Linked DNA regions of Homo sapiens: region 1 is linked to region 2. The links are chromatin loops, found by intact Hi-C in ENCODE. Cell type or tissue: GM12878. All regions are shown on one strand. Each heading gives the region's core, and the rest is flanking DNA. Links, peaks and the distances in the headings are about the cores only. Region 1 has its middle 130 kb from the start of UST. Region 2 has its middle 69 kb from the start of UST.

Evidence for each region. A loop is a pair of places that touch in the nucleus more often than their neighbours do. Peaks named below come from ENCODE experiments on the same cell type or tissue, not always from the same donor. Only the 100,000 strongest peaks of a DNase experiment are listed, where the experiment ranks them.
Region 1: it touches region 2 in a loop (2.9-fold over the local background); 3 of 110 quality-filtered maps call a loop at or near these places.

What each region holds. Positions count from the first base shown.
Region 1 is chr6:148,616,510-148,624,977 of GRCh38, reverse strand. No RefSeq gene overlaps it. Among named protein-coding and RNA genes, the nearest start is that of UST, 130 kb to the left of the region's middle. In GM12878, for the core only: no CTCF peak of the experiment used is centred there; a DNase peak (open chromatin) is centred at 4,207.
Region 2 is chr6:148,674,280-148,682,747 of GRCh38, reverse strand. No RefSeq gene overlaps it. Among named protein-coding and RNA genes, the nearest start is that of UST, 69 kb to the left of the region's middle. In GM12878, for the core only: no CTCF peak of the experiment used is centred there; DNase peaks (open chromatin) are centred at 4,517 and 5,077; H3K27ac peaks cover 2,053 bases.

The DNA.
Region 1 (8,468 bases), core at 230-8,229, 58 kb after region 2:
AAGATCACGCCACTGTACTCCAGCCTGAGCAACAGAGTGAGACTCTCTCTCTCAAAAAAAAAAAAGAGATTTGGGGTTTCTGCTTTACCTCAGAATAAATCAGAGCATATTCACTCCTAAGCAGTTACTGACCCCTCCACCTGCCCCTGGCACCCTTCTGTGTGCAGGCATGGCCTGATACTCATCAAGCTCACGCTTCCCCAAATATTCCCCATCACCACCACATTCTGGCTTCTCTAATTCCTTGTGTTACACAATCTTTCTCATATGCATTTCCAAATTAGTTAATTTATGTAAAAGTACTTATTTTCCATGGTTTTTGAAACTAAGTTATCTGAGAATATTTTGCCATGATTACAAAAAAAAGGCACTATAAGATAATCATGTATCAAATAGTAAGCTTTATTACCAAGTCACACACACACAAATAGGATGATCAAATCATTTTTTTCTACCCTAAACCTAGTATGGGTAACACAAACCCCTAATGGTGCCTAAAATAGCACTGTGAAGGATGCCTCACTGACTGTCTACATCAGAGTCATATGGGTATTATAGAAAATGCTGGACTTCTCCCCTGACCTGCAGAATCAGAATTATCTGGAGCTACTTGGAAGTCTACATGTCATTTAAATTCCCTAGGGCAATGTTACGACAGACCTTTGAGCATGGCAGCAAGCATACAGACAGTACTTGAATATGTTTGGATTTATTGAGCAAATCTGCATGTGTAATTACATTTTGACTCTTCTGCCTTTTATTTCTCCTTTTCATCCATGACTCATCCACTGTTCCTCTGTAATCCACCACTGACCCTTTGAGCCACTTTGTCCAGTTCCAAAGCATGTCCTGAGCACCACATGATAGGGGTGGGTCCTTCTTGTGAACACTGTCTTGAGCTCCTTGTTTTTATTTCCTCCTCAAGCCTCATCCCACTCTGCAGCTAACCCCCTCACCACAGATGAGGCATGTGAATTAAGTTTGGACGGGGTGACATGAAGGGAATAAGATTGCTTGTATACAGTAGAGCCGATATCTCCACGGAAGAGAACACAGGCAAGAAAGAAGCTTCATGAGAAATTTCAGATTCATGTTCCTCAAACAGCTTCTATGTTTTTGAGTCATGAATTAGCTGATTTCTTTTCTTTCTTTTTTTTTTTTTTTTTTTTTTTTTTTTTTTGAGACGGAGTCTCGCTCTTTCTCCCAGGCCGGACTGCGGTGGCGCTATCTCGGCTCACTGCAAGCTCCGCCTCCTGGGTTCACACCATTCTCCTGCCTCAGCCTCCCGAGTAGCTGGGACTACAGGCGCCCGCCACCGCGCCCGGCTAATTTTTTGTATTTTTAGTAGAGAGAGGGTTTCACCGTGATAGCCAAGATGGTCTCGATCTCCTGACCTCGTGATCCACCCACCTCAGCCTCCCAAAGTGCTGGGATTACAGGCGTGAGCCACCGCTCCCGGCCGATTTCTTCCCATTATGCTATGCCACCAAAAATACCAACAACACATCTCCTGTAAGCAGAAAAGAATGCTTTAGGCCCTTTGAGTTAAATATTGAAAAAAAACAAGTGTCAAAGGATTCTAACCAAAAAGTCAAGTTATTCAGAGTGAGATTAAGCTAATGACGTATTGTTCATCTCTCAGCTAATCTGGCAAACTTCTCTATAACATCGCCGGGTCTATGAGACTCTTCCTGTTGGTTACTAATTCTAGATAAATGACAACCAGGCAGGTCTTTGAGCTCTCTTCCTTCATGATTCTGAAGAACACTTTTTCAGACACCAGGGACCAAATAATGAGCATTCTGTGCTCTCTGAATTCCTTGGCCAGACCTCAGAAGTAATATAATGGGTAATGCCTCGGAGACCTGGACAGCCCCGTGAAAGCAGCAGCCAAGATGAATTAAGTTGATAACAACAACATACACAGTTCATTCGACTTTGTACAACAACAATAACGAGCTAAGATGATATGTGAGTCTCTAAATTCTTATACATTTGTTTGTGCCATCATCTTGAAATTTTGAACTGAGTTTTATTTTGAGAAATTTGTTTGCCAGGAGAAGTGAGCCTGGGCAGAAATGTTATCATCTGAGTAGAGGTGGTACAGGAGAACAGCTATTACAAAGAGCTCATAAGGTTTCTTTTCTTCCTACCTTGATGAAAATTATAGTATGGAAACAAATGCAAATACAAAATGCAGCTGATGTTACATGTTTTTGGCAAATCTATTAGGGATCTTATTGTTGAGCTCATTTCTAATTATTTCTGTTCTATTCTTACCCTCCTAGCTTGTTTGCCTTCCTAGTCATGACCTTGGCCCTCTTCACACTGACAGGGCCATTTCCTAGGCTGATGGGACTCGGGACCTTCTTTCCCTGGCACATTTCAGGGATGATCTTCCCACCCAGAACCCAGGTCATGATCAGCATTTTAGAACTGTTTCCAGGATGGTCACTGGGAAAAGTCACTGCATTCAGCTCAATAACCTTTATGAAGTGTAGACTAAAACATGGAGTAAGAAATAATAAAGAGGTCAGGCACGGTGGCTCACACCTGTAATCCTAGCAGTGTAGGAGGCCGAGACAAGTGGATCACTTGAGGTCAGGAGTTGTAGACCAACCTGACCAACATGGTGAAACCCTGTTTCTACTAAAAATACAAAATTAGCTGGGCATGGTGGCACACGCCTGTAATCCCAGCTGCTTGGGAGGCTGAGGCAGGAGAATTGCTTAAACGTGGGAGGTGAAGGTTACAATGAGCTGAGATTGTGCCATTGCACTGCAGCCTAGGCAACAAGAGCAAAATTCTGTCTCAAAAGAAAGAAAGAAGGGAGGAAAGAAAGAAAGAGAGAAAGAGAAAGAAAGAGAGAAAGAAAGAAAGAAAGAGGAAAGAAAGAAACAGGCAGACAGATTCTCAACACATACTTTAATCGAGATCCTATATGTATAAATATATTTCTCCTGATGTCATATACATCATTCATGAGAATTTATGGAGTTTATTTTGTTTCTTGATTCTTGATCGATAGAACATGGCTCACTACTCAGGGCCACCAAAAGATTAATTATAAAGATTTGGAGGCCCCTGGGTAGCCAGTTGCTTCATTTTCTCCTGAAGAGGATGGAAAATGTAGCAGATTTGCCATAAGGCATAAGACACTCTAGCAAGATAAGTCATGGTTGCTGGCCTTTCACTCCTTTCTCTAAATTCTTATCAACTGCTACATAAATGTGTGTTCTAGGAAAACGGGACATGTCACCTGGGCAATGACCCTTGGCTCCTTCTAATGGTCCTTGGCAGTAGAAAAGTGAAGAAACACCACTCTTGGGAGACTACCTGAAAACCCAGAGACCAGGGGTCAGAGAACTGTGGTATCTCCCAAGGAAGTTCAGTCTTGAGACAGAGCAGGAGAGAAAGTCTGAGGATTTCCTTGCCACTCTCTGGAACCCAGGAAGAGCTCCATGGGCACTTGATGCCACCAGCTATGCTCCAGAGAGGACAGTGTGGCAGAATCTTCCCCAAAGAAGAAAGAGTTCACACCAGAGGCCAGAACCACTTTAGAAGGTGCATTTAATGTTCTGAATTTGGGGATATGGGAGGCAGTCAAACACAAGTTTTACAGGCAGATTGACTCGAATTCTGATTCACTACTTGCCAGCTGAGTGATGGGACCTTGGGCAAGAAATTTATTGGTATCCATTTTCATCATTTACAAAATGGAACTATTTATACCTTCTTCATAGGGCTGTTGTATAATCTAAAGAAGATAACATTTATGAAAACATTTGTGGCACATCCCAGTATTGCTACTTACAACTCTATGACCCTGGGCAAGTTATTAGACTCTGTGCCTTCATCTGCTCATCTCTAATATAGATGAGATGACAGTAATTACAGTACCTGCCTCATAGGGATCTTGTGAGTATTAAATGAGAAAATACATGTAAAGTACTTAGAATTGTTTCTGGTACTTGCTGTCAGCTATTTTAGTAATAGCAATAAATGTTAGCTATTGGTAGGAGTAAGCATGGAATAAATTGACATTATAATCATTATCATCATCATTATCATCATTCAGAGACCATAAAGTGGTTTAAAGAAACATTCATTACAAAATTTTGCAGGCTCGCCAGATTTGCTCATTGCAGAACATAAACTTGTTCTCCCTTCCTCTTAATCAGCTTCACCCAGTCATAATGCGATCGAAGTGTTTGTAAATAGAAACCTCCAGATCAGGCCACAGGGTGCATATCTGAGACTTCTTCGTGCTTAAACTTCAGTCAAGAAACACAAAACAACTGCACAGAAGCTACCTAGGCCTTTCCAGCAACAAGAAGGTTGAAGTAGCCAGATTCCAATGAGGCTGTCCAGGTAGAGCATCGGATGACTGGCATATCATGTAAACATTAAAGAACGAGAGGACCTTGAGGACTTTAAAGATAAAATAGATATCTTGGTGGCTGTCTCACTCAGCTTCTCACCCAGGGAGAGGTTCTTCATCAATGAGAATTCCTGTTCCATTCTGCTCTTTGGGGAGAGCTTGCTCAATGCTTGAGCCGTTGTTGGACAATTTGAGTTATTTTAAAGTTTTTTTATATACTGAACTAAAGTTGGCCTTCTGGAATCTTCTACCCAGTGCTCATTTCTGTCCTCTGAATATAAAAAAACCAAAAGTCAGTGCCCTCTTCCATACAAAGAACTCTTCACTCTTACAGGCAGTACTTGAATATGTTTGGATTTATTGAGCAAACCAGCATGTGTAATTATACTTTGATTCTTCTGCCTTTTATTTCTCCTTTTCATCCATGACTTATCCACTGTTCCTCTGTAATCCACCACTGACCCTTTGAGCCACTTTGTCCAATTCCAAAGCATGTTCTGAGCACCACATGATAGGGGTGGGTCCTTCTTGTGAACACTGTCTTGAGCTCCTTGTTTTTATTTCCTCCTCAAGCCTCATCCCATTCTGCAGCTAACCCTCACCATAGATGAGGCATGTGATCTCACATGCCACAAAGCTGCTCTCACGCTGCCTCTTCATTTTCTCATCTGTAGCTCTTCTCACCATTTTTCACCCAGTCTTCTTAATTAGTTTCATGAAAATAGGAACATTCCCTCCATGGTGGACATCTTTTATAGCTCTTCTAACCATTTCTCACATTAGTATCATGAAAATGGGAATATTCCCTCCATGGTGGACACCTGTTATACTTGCCGGTCTAGTATCCATTTTTCTCCCTTTCTATTCATAGGATTCCTCATTCATGTGGAAACCTACCTTATGGGGCTTAGATAGATATAATCCCATCTGCTTCCGCTACACCCTCCAAACCAGGAGTGGGCACATGGCCTGTGTGAGGCCACTCACCCCAATTGGTTCAGGGATGTGAGCCAAGCCAGGTGAATGAGACCCCACTCTAGGACTCTGCTGGAACTAATAAGAAAGGGATTTTTATTCTGATGGGGCTCTGGTTCTGCTAAGTTAATAGAATGTACATCGCAGGTGAGGGCTATGCTTGCTACCATTTGGTAAGAACCTATCTAAGAAAGACTAATGCAGGAAATGAAAGTCAAGAGATTGAGAGAGGCAGATTCCTGCCTGCACTGAGCACTTGGCTCCAGCTATGACAGAAGTGGGTTTTTCTCTGGAATTTGTAAGTATGATAGTCAACATATGTTCTTTTCTGGTTTTGAATTTTATTTATGTCACTTTTTTACTTAAAACAAAATTAATTAGCACACTGCCCTTGCCTAAGCTGTGATGAGAACAGACCAGGACCTAGAGTCCAAACCTGCTCCCCCAAGCCCCTCCCTCGTAGCTCTGCAGTTCCCCTGAGATTAGGCCCCTGAGCAGTTGATGTTATCAGTTGTCTTAAATTTGGAATCCCTTGGTTGCAAGAAAAGAAACCCACATTAACTAGCACAAATGTTATTACATTTTATCAGTTGCCTTAGTTTGGGATCCCTTGGCTGCAGGAAAAGAAATTCATATACATCGCACAAATAATAATATTCACAACAGTGCAATCATAAATGGGGCCCTCCTTCCTTTTAAATTGGATCTGATTTATTTTGATGCAATGTCTCAACATCCTGAGATCACTTTAAGTCCTGATTCCATCACCTTTTGAATTAGCCGTTTCTGGCAGGTGTGTAACTTCTGTATACATTTATGAGTATGTCTTTTCTGGCTTTATTTAAACCACTGATACAAAAGATGCATAAGACAAGGCCTCAGAGTCCTGTGGTCCACCACTAGGAATCCATTTAGGTTAACCTGACTATTCATTAATATCCTTTGGGTCTAGTTAGCCAGCCAGCTGCTAAACTATCTACCATTTCTGTAATGCAGCTCATATTTCACATATGGTTTCTAATCCACAAACCTATCTCAAAGGAGACTTTGAAAATACTTTTCTTAAAAGAGAAAGTAATAACCCACCACACCTGGCATCCACTAGACCTTCGCTACTTGCCAGCGCTAATTTCTACTAAAGAACTAAAGAACATGTCATTCTGCATTGTCACCGCCTTTCCAACAAGACTGAGTTCCTTGAGCTGGCTCGGGTCAATGCCTGCAGCATAGTGATGTTCCCTTGACCCTTTAGTTCCCACTGTGGTTTTACTGAATCAAAGGATGAAAGCTTCAGAATAAATAGATAAAACAGAGAATAAACCCAATAATGCTTTAATGAATTAGGTTTTAAATGTTTTATTTTACCTTGCATATTGATATTTGAAGAGAAAAGTTTATTAATTAGGAAAAAAAGAGAGAGATTAGGGGAAGGGGGACAAGAGATGGAGACTTTGGCAATAATCCAGAGAGATTAGCTTGGCCCTTTTGAAGAATTTATGATGATGGCACAGGGTTTTGTTACATTGATAGTTTTTTCCTCTAAAACAGGGGTGTCCTTAGTACTATTCTTATGCTTACAAGCCATAATTAGGAAATTAGAGGGTAATGAATGGATTAGACCGAAAGAGGAAAGATAGATAAAGGAGATAAGCCAGGATGAAAGGAAATGAACTGCAAAGTGGCAAAAGACAGAGAAAAACTGAAAACAAAAAGGACAAAACTTGCCTCCTTTCCAGCAGGTGAATCAAATCATCCCCTTCCTGGGTCACTGGCCCAGCCCCAGGGAAGATTGTGATATGATTGCCATGGGGTGGCCTCCAGGAGAGAGAAGAAGTCAGCTGTTTATATAAACAGCGCATCTCGCTGTTTGGATTACATAACATAGGTTACTGAATGTGGTTCAGATGAACAGGAATGCGTGGTCATATCTGTGGTCAACAGTTTGCAGTGTGTCTACCAACAAATTATTATTAGGCTTCCTGTGTGCTAGTCATTGCAGTAAACATTTTTTTAAACAAAATATCTATTTTAATTTCCATGATAACCCTGAGAAATGATATATCGCTCTCCTTTTTTTTTTGGCAGATAAGGAACTGAGGCTTAGAGATATTAAATAATCACCTTAAGTCAATACTTAATTTGTGATGTAGCCAGAATGTGATTCCAGACATCCTTCACAGGCTCCCAGGGTCCTGAGATTTCATGGCTTGACTTACAGCTCAGTAGGCACCAACAGGTTAAATGTGTTTATCATTGCCTCTTTTTCAAGACGCCTATATTCTTTTTTAAAAAAACTGTGACATTGAACAGTATGTTGTTACTCAGTTTTTCCAATAAAGTTTGTAATAAACTTCAAAGTTTGGATTCTCACTTTAAAGCAAGGGACAAACCCCTTTGTAACTGGACAAGATATTCATCACTCTGAGGTTTGAAGGATATTCACTTGCTCGTGTATTGAAGGATAATGCAGCTGCCTGCAATGAACCCCTGATCACAGTCAGGGGAGGGGGATGGAGAAAGGGGCCTGATGGGAACAAATGGAACATCTGGCCGAAGAACTCAGATTTCCTCCTTTGGATTTTCCCTCTCTCAAGTGCCATTCATTGCATAACCTCTGATGATCAGTTATGATCCTTGGAAGTAAAGCCAAGTTGTTGGTCATACTGTCAATATTTCTTCGGTACTATCATTTGTATTGTGAAAGCCATATGAAGGAAAAAAAGAAAGAAAAATTTTAAATGGCCACTTCTCCCAGAAAGTTTGCAACTTGCAATATTTATAAAGGTTATTAGTGGGTTCTGTAACTGGATGTTACTTCATTTCTTTAATAATTAATCAAACATGAAATGAATCTATTATTATGGATAATTATTTAATGAAACCATTAGCATAAAGTTCCTAAAGCAGAATGCCAGCACTTCAACTGTAATTCAAAGATGTGTTTTTCCCTTAGAAACTACTTTATAGACAAGATGGTTTCTAAAAAGCAACACTTTTCACAGGAATAAAGCAGCACATCTGCTCCTAAGCCCCGTTTTTCTCCTCCTCCTTCTGCAGGTTCCTACCTTCCCCTCTCTGCTTCATCACTTCTCAAAGCACTGCTACAGAAAGT
Region 2 (8,468 bases), core at 255-8,254:
TTTTATGATCACATGTGCACATGTACACGTGCACACGGGAACACACACACGAATAGGCAAAATAATGAAAGGATATCCACAAAGACAGCTCTGTGTGAAATTCAATGTGGCATTGTTTTTATCTTTTGGTTTATCAATTTTTTTCCCTGAGATTTCCAAAATGTTACTTTTCTAATAAGAGAAAAAATGTGTGTGTGTGCGAGTGTGTGTGTGCGTGGTGTGTGTCCATGCACGCATGTGTGCTTGCACACACGTGTGTACGTTCACATGTGCCTGTGTGTGTGTGTGTCCACGTGTGTGCTTGTGTGCACGTGAGCCTGTGTGTGCATGTGTGTGTATGCACGTGTGTGTGCACGCACGTGTGTGTGTTTAAATAAACAATTCTGTAGCTCCTGAGCATATTCTGGCCTGATGCGTAACAGCAGGAATAAACAAAGTCAAACCATCGCTGTCCTGGGGAAACCTTGGCGGCGGATGAAGGACTGGGAAGAGTAGCAAGGCTAAAGCCAGCAAAATTAAAGCAAGACAAGTCCTTGATTCCTAGAGAATGAGGCATGAGGACAAGTGACCTAATATCGGTCACATGTCCCCATAAGACACATGGAAGTACATTAAAAAACTGTGAAGAAAATTAAAGCAAGTAAGTGATGACAGCTAAATTCATTCTGATTGTTGGCATTTTGGGATGTTTATAAGTTGGGCTTTTATAGCTGGTGGATTTCACCAAAATATTGTTAGATGGCAATAGTTCATTTAATTCTTTATTTTTTCCATGTTAAAGTCATAGTTTTAACTTAAAACATTAGGGGGGAATCAAAGAGATGTTGGTAAAAGGGTATAAAATTTCAGTTAGACAGGAGGAATAAGTTCAAGAGATCTGTTGTGCAACATGGTGACTGTAGCTAATAATGCATTGCATACTTGAAAAGTGAACGCCTTCACCACCAAAAAAATGATAAATATGTGAGGAAATGGATATGTTCAATAGCTTGATTTAGCCATTCTACAATGTACACATATATCAAAACATCATGTCATACCCCATAATGTATACAATTTTTATTTGTCAATTTTAAAATTTTTTAAGAAGATAAATTTAGAAATGTACATTTAAGACCTTATTTTTACAAGTGTACTTTTATTATGAAATATACAAATATAGCAAGAAGGAATAAATTTACCCTATTTCAGACACAACCACTGTTAATATTTTGGTGTAAATTCTGTGGCCAAGGATATTGTCTTCCTGCAAGAACTTGATTCTAAGCCACAGATACATGTCTTATATGGTGATGGCAAGGTAAAGGAGAGAAGATAGAAGAATACAGATGAAGGACAGATCAGGCAAAGCAGATTCTCTTCAAGTAGAAGCTGCTGATAACTTTTCTGCCCTTAATTTAATAATATATTCATGACAAAGAGATAATTGTCTTGGTTGATTTTACTATAGTTGTCCTATGCACAGACACATCATGTAGGGGGAAGACAGTGAGCTTGAGCTTGCTAGAACTTCAGTTCCAGACCTACCACTCACGATTCTGCGTCCTTGGGAAAGACTTAGATTGTTACTTAAACAATCTGAGTCTTGTTTTCTCGTCTGTAAAATGGAATTACCAATGCCTATTTCAAATGGCAGTTGAGAGAATGAAATATTGGATACATAGTACTTCCACATACTTTTTTTTTTTTTTTTTGAGAGAGGGTCGTGTTCTGTTGTTCAGGCTGGAGTGTAATGGTGCAATCACAGCTTACTGAAGCCTTGGACTCCTGGGCCAAAGTGATCCTCCAGCTTTAGACTTCTGACTACAGATAATGTGCCACGCTTGACTAATTTTTTATTTATTTATTTTTTTTTTTGGTAACAATGGGGTCTATGTTGCTCAGTCTGGTCTCAAACTCTGGGCCTCAAGTGATCCTACCGCCTTAGTCTTCCAAAGTGCTGGGATTACAGGCATGAGCTACCACACTCAGCCCCTTTTTAAAAGATTCTTTTAAAAATGTAGTTTGACTGGTAAAGTTTTACCCATTCGTCTTTCCACTTTAACTGCTTATGCTTTGTTATGGCATTGCTAAACAGGGTGCTTGTGTTTGATACCTAAAGAAACAACTGCTGCCCTTAACGTGGCTCTGAACCTTCCACTAAATTACATATTTTTGATCATGGAGAATTCCTTTCTAAATTTTTGGTCTATGCAACTGTAACCTCAAACATGTGAATTAGTAACTATAGGGGCCAGAAAATAGGGACCATTAAGCCAAATTTGAGCTGCTCCTTCATTTCAAGAAAGGGAGGAGTATTACTAAATTGCAATTTGAGGGATGACTTCTTTCCTAGATGTCAACAAAATGAAATTCCACTTAGTAATTGCTGAAAGAAAAGATTACTATCCATGCTGTAATTTATATTTATCTTTCCTTTTAAATAGATCTTCTAAATTGAGAGATGAATGAAGGGTATCAATAAACCATTTAGAAGTCAAAGTTGGTAAATGAAATTTTATTTTCATCTGGGAGAGTTTACCTTATAAATTTGTTCCAGGGGAAAAGCTCAAATATGATGGAATCAAATGTAAATTATAAAATCAATTATTTAGGTGAGGTGGGGCAATCAATAAAATAACTGGGCTTCAGGACGCTTTGGTAGCTAGGCTGTCTTCAGAATATCCAGAACAATTAAGAAGACTCACTAACTGTCATTTTCTTTATTCCTTAACTTTTTTTTTTTTTTTTTTGAGACTGGGTCTCGCTCTGTCACCCAGGCAGTCGTGCTATGTTGGCTCACTGTAACCTCTGCCTCCCGAGTTCAAGCGATTCTCCTGCCTCAGCCTCCTGAGTAGCTAGGACTACAGGCGTGCACCACTATGCCCCGCTATTTTTTTGTCTTTTTAGTACAGATGGGGTTTCACCATGTTAGCCAAGCTGGTCTCCAACTCCTGACCTCAAGCAATCTGCTGCCTCAGCCTCCCAAAGTGGTGGGATTACAGGCATGAGCCACCATGCCCATCCCCTTAACCTTTAAAATTACTGAATTGCCTGTCACCAAGTAAAGTCCTAAGGATCCTCAAAAACTTGAACTCATACAGAATGCTTTGTTTAAGACCTGGGGGTGAGCAGCTGTTAGTAAACACAAATGCTTAGATGCTACGGCTACACTAAAATTGTGGTGAAAATTTAGAATAGTAAAGCATTATGCCCTATAAGCCTTGGCTTAGAATGGAATCTTTCAAAAACCCCAGTGGTCACATTACTGTTACTTATCCTAAAGAGATATTGTTTAAAAGTTCTCCTCTGCAGTAAGCATCACAAGCCCCTGTATGAGTTGATGGGAAAGGCAGGACCTTGTAAGGCTGAGTGTATTAGTCCATTATCATGCTGCTAATAAAGGCATACCTGACATTGGGTAATTTATAAAGGAGAGAGGTTTAATGGACTCACAGTTCCACATGGCTGGGGAGGCCTCACAATCATGGCAGAAGGCAAAGTAGAAACAAAGGCATGTCTTACATGGTGGCAGGCAAGAGAACATGTGCAAAGGAACTCCCCTTTATAACACCATCAGATCTCATGAGACTTATGCACTATCATGAGAACAGCACTGGAAAGACCTGCCCCCATGATTCAATTACATCCCACCACGTCTCTCCCACGACATGTGGGAATTATGGGAGCTACAATTCAAGATGAGATTTGGGTGGGGACACAGCCAAACCATATCACCGAGTAAGACCATGATGAGGAGTCATAGCCACTTTAGATGCTGTCACTTGGTGAGCAAGTCAATGTCTCTAGACCCAGTCATTGGCCATTGCGTGTCCACATGGATGTTCACTATCAGTGAGGAAAGGGTTTCACGGTACCCACAGCTTGCTTCTAATTCTGAGGACTTCCTCTTTTGTAGCCCCCTCTCCTGTCTAGGCCCCTGATGGTGTTTGGGCCCCTGAGGGAAGAGGAAAGACTAATACTGTCCTCTCCTATGGCCCTTGGAAAGCTGAGGCAGTGGAATCTACTAAAGAGGTTCATCGTCCCAGCAAATTTTATCTTCACAGTTCAGAATGCTAGTGCTGTCTCTCCAGCACCAGCCCCATGTCCAGATGGCATGGGCAAATGCTTGAGAGCCCTGCCAGGGCCACAGTATTACTGAGATTCCCAATTGCTGATGACCCTTGAGGTTTTTCTCCAGAGAGCCTCATCTAAAACATCTTTGTGTAGGACCAGTTCACGACATACTGATGTAGTGACCCGAATTAATTAATCCACTTACCTACGACGAATAGTGCCCTAAGGAATGCGATATAGACCAAAGAGGGCAAGGCTGGAAAGCTCTAGAACACAGCCCATAATGTAACCATAGAACTAGGAAGAAAGCTGTGAAAGAAAAGGTGATCTCCCCAATTCAGAATTTGTCATGTCTCAGAACTTCCTCTTTCTATGCTATTATGGGTCTTGCTCTCAAGATAATTCACTCAGCACAGGCTTTCAGAATTTCTGCTTTTCAACAAATGAACCAAATTCCTTTAAGCTAGCACCAGCCTCATGGTTGGCTGCCCCTTTTCTCACCTAATGTAATTATTTCCTGTGAAGATGGATTGGAGTTGAGATTTCATAATGCTGCCGTAACATTTCTCTCTCACTCTCCTGCATCACACTCACAGTGACATTTGGGCCATTTTTTGCCTCTGCATAAATGCACAATCTTGCCATCCATCATGCCAAGGGCAACTATGAATGAAATGAGCATTAAGCATATTAGTTTTCAATGCTATTAAAGCCATTAAACATATTAGCAGGCCCATTACTTTATTTTCCTACGGATTTTTTAGTATTGTGACCTCCAGTCATGAAGAAAATGCAAAGCCTTCCCAAGCAAAAGCTGCTATGAATGTGGGTAGGAGGTGAAGTTCACATGGGCCAAATCAGATCATTAATGGAAAATTATGCTGCCGCATGACATGGGCAAGTGTGAGATATCACACAACCAAGGAAGACACTGGCCTGTGCATGCTTTCCCACGCACCCAGTCGTACACAACTCATTAATTTGAAAACCAAAAAGAGGAAGTGAAATTAGGAATTTCAGTCTCCGTCTACCTCTCTTCTGATCTACCTTTAAATGGCAGCTACAGAAACAGAATAGTCTGAAACGCCAGAAAAATGTAAAAGTTCTTCATTTAAGTTTAGAAAAAGGAAGCTAAAAATAACCTCTAATTGAAGGAGTTATTTCAGAACCAGACTTGAAAACATTTAGCATAGTCTTTTAATTAATTTATTCTGAGGATAGTGCTGAAAATATATCTATCTACCTAATAGCAGAGAGAAAAATCTCCAACTTTGCCTTCTGGCTAGATTCGTTTTACCCTTACTGATATTTCCTCCCCTTATTTGTAGTTTTTGTTTCAATTATCCATGGTCACCTGTGGTCTGGAGATTGATGATTACAGTGCAGTAAGATATTTTGAGAGAGAAAGAGAGACCATAGTCACATAACTTTATTTTATTTTATTTTGTTTTATTTTATTTTATTTATTTGAGATGGAGTCTCTCTTTGTCACCCAGGCTGGAGTGCAGTGGCACCATCTCAGGTCACTGCAACCTCTGCCTCTTGGGTTCAAGAGATTCTCCTGCCTCAGCTTCCCGAGTGACTGGGATTACAGGTGCCCACCACCATGCCCGGCTAATTTTTTTTATTTTTAGTAGAGGCAGGATTTCACCATGTTGGCCAGGCTGGTCTCAAACTCCTGACCTCAGGTGATCCACCTGCCTCAGCCTCCCAAAGTGCTGGGATTACAGGCATGAGCCACCATGCCCGGCCCACATTCACATAACTTTTATTATGGTATATTGTTCTATTTTATTATTAGTTATTATTGTTAATATTTTGCTTGCTTAATTTATTAATTAAACTTTACATTAGGTATGTATAGGAAAAAACGGTGTAAACAGGATTTCGTACTGTGATGGTTAATATTGAGTGTCAACTTGATTGGATTGAAAGATGCAAAGTATTATTCCTGGGTGTGTCTGTGAGGGTGTTGCCAAAGGAGATTACTATTTGAGTCAGTGGACTGAGAAAGGCAGACCCACCCCCAACCTGGGTGGGCACCATCTCATCAGCTGCCAGTGCAGCCAGAATAAAAGCAGGCAGAAGAACGTGGAGAGACTAGACTGGTTTAGTCATCTGGCCTACATCTTTCTCCTATGCTGGATACTTCCTGCCCTCGAACATCAGACTCCAAGTTCTTCAGCTTTGGGACTTGGACTGGCTTCCTTGCTCCTCAGCTTGCAGACGGCCTATTGTGGGACCTCACCTTGTGATGGTGTGACTCAATACTCCTTAATAAACTTCCCTTTATATATATACACATCGATCCTATTAGTTCTATCCCTTTAGACAGCCCTAACTAATACAGGTACTATCGTTTGTTTCAAGCATCCGCTTGGATGTATCCCTGCAGATCAGTGGGAATACTGAACTTATCATAGGAAAAGCACCACCCTCAGTATCTTTTCGGATATAATGTACCCACGTGAGAAAAAGGCTTTCTGCAACAAAAATGGTGTCACGGGAGTTGAAGGAAATGATTTAAAACGTTTGCAAGTTACTATTGGGAAAAGTTAAACCTAATGTAAAATTTTAAACTAGATCCTCAGATTTAAAAATTTCTAGCCTTCCAGTATTTCATGTGTAACCTTGAGGAACACTTTGAGCTGTAAGAAAATGAAGACCTATTCTTAATCATAATGACATTTGTTGTTTTCATAAAGGGTCAGTGGCCTCAGTGTTGATGCAAGCAGCTGAATAATGTCATCAGGGAGCCAGACTCTTTCTATATTTCTGCTTATTCATTCTTACAGGACTTTTTGTTCTCATAACTGCAGCCTCACTATCACAACATGGCTGCTGAAGTTCTAGACATCACGTGCATAGGCAAAGCCAAAGGAAAGAGGAGCCCAACAGCTGAGGTCCTCTGAAAAAGAACAGGTTCTTTCCACTAAATTATGAAATCATTAGACTAGAAACTGTATCTATTTTGTCTTTGTGTCTTCCACCTTCCCTGGACCAGCTCCAGTAAGGACACATAGCAGATGCTGAAATGGTAGAATTAACAGGAAACCATGTCGTATATTCTAATCATGTTTGTCACCAACTATTAGTCAGTGGATTTTTTTTTTCTGGTATACTCTGCTCAGTGTATCCACATTCTCATCATCCTCACCATTTGCCATTTATAAGGTGGATAAAATGGTAAGGTATAGATCACACAGTGTGATCTCGATGAACAGACCTGCTAAAAGGAAAGTACCTCCTAAAGCAAATTCTGCCTTGTTTAAAAATAAAAATGAATTAACACAAAGCATAGTTGGCCTATTACCACAGCTCAGTGCTAAAGGTGATTTTCTTACTGTGGGGCATAACAAAAATATCTTCATTTGTGACTTTTCTTTAATCCCTGAAGACTTAAACATAAATATGACCACCCCTAAACCAAATTGAAAGAACATAAAAACACTTTGCTCCTTTTCTCCATTTTTAGACAGCTAGGTCAAATGGTATGTACTTTTAAATGGCTTTTGACATATATTGTTGGATTCCTCCATAAAGCTCTCTGTAAGCACTTATGAAAATGTCCCTAAACAGAAAAATTGTGTTATTGATCATTTGTTCCTGTGTTTGGTGTCCTTGCTTTTCTTCTTTGACTTGCTAAGTTAGGGAAAGTGAGCTATGGATATGCCTGACTATAGACGATAGACTGCTGGGAGCTTGTTGTGGGGAATTGCTAGGATTTGCTTTCTGTATCCCTAGTCCCCACATCTGTCACCAACCAGCAGCACTAAAATTTTGCCTTTAAGAGAATCTCCCATTGTGCCTTGCTCAGAAAGATGAACTGCTTTCTTGCCAGAGCCTTTCTTTTCCCTCCCATAAGGGCCATGCTCTGCCAAGCAGATACTCTCTCCTGAAGTCTTAATGTTTTGTGACTCTAGCAAGGCCAGTGAGTACTCTTGGCATTCATTTGTTATGTGAAAGTAGTGGTGTCTGGACCAACCTCTTTTTACTATCTAATCCTTCCACTAAATTCCATTTTGTTCTTAAGATAGCTAAAATGGGTTTCTGCTGTTTGCACATGTGGATTACTTGGTTTCCTTTTTTAAATTAATGACCACAAATCCCAAAATGTCTGTCAATGATGCCCAGCAGTCATCTGTGGTTCTCCAGGAAGCCGCCCCTCCACTCTCTGAGATGAGCATTTCATAACATCTCTCTCCTCAGGTTTCCTTCCTCAAATCTCAGCCAACTACCTTGACTCATACTCTTCCAAAAAGAAAGACATCAGACTTGAACTTCCTCATATTCCCATCACCAAATTACAACCTCACCTGCATCCATATTAGCTTCTCTATTTTTCCTGCATGAGAATTGAGTAATCATCTCCACTCCTCTCAGAGACCACCTTGGATCATGAAGTAGAAGCT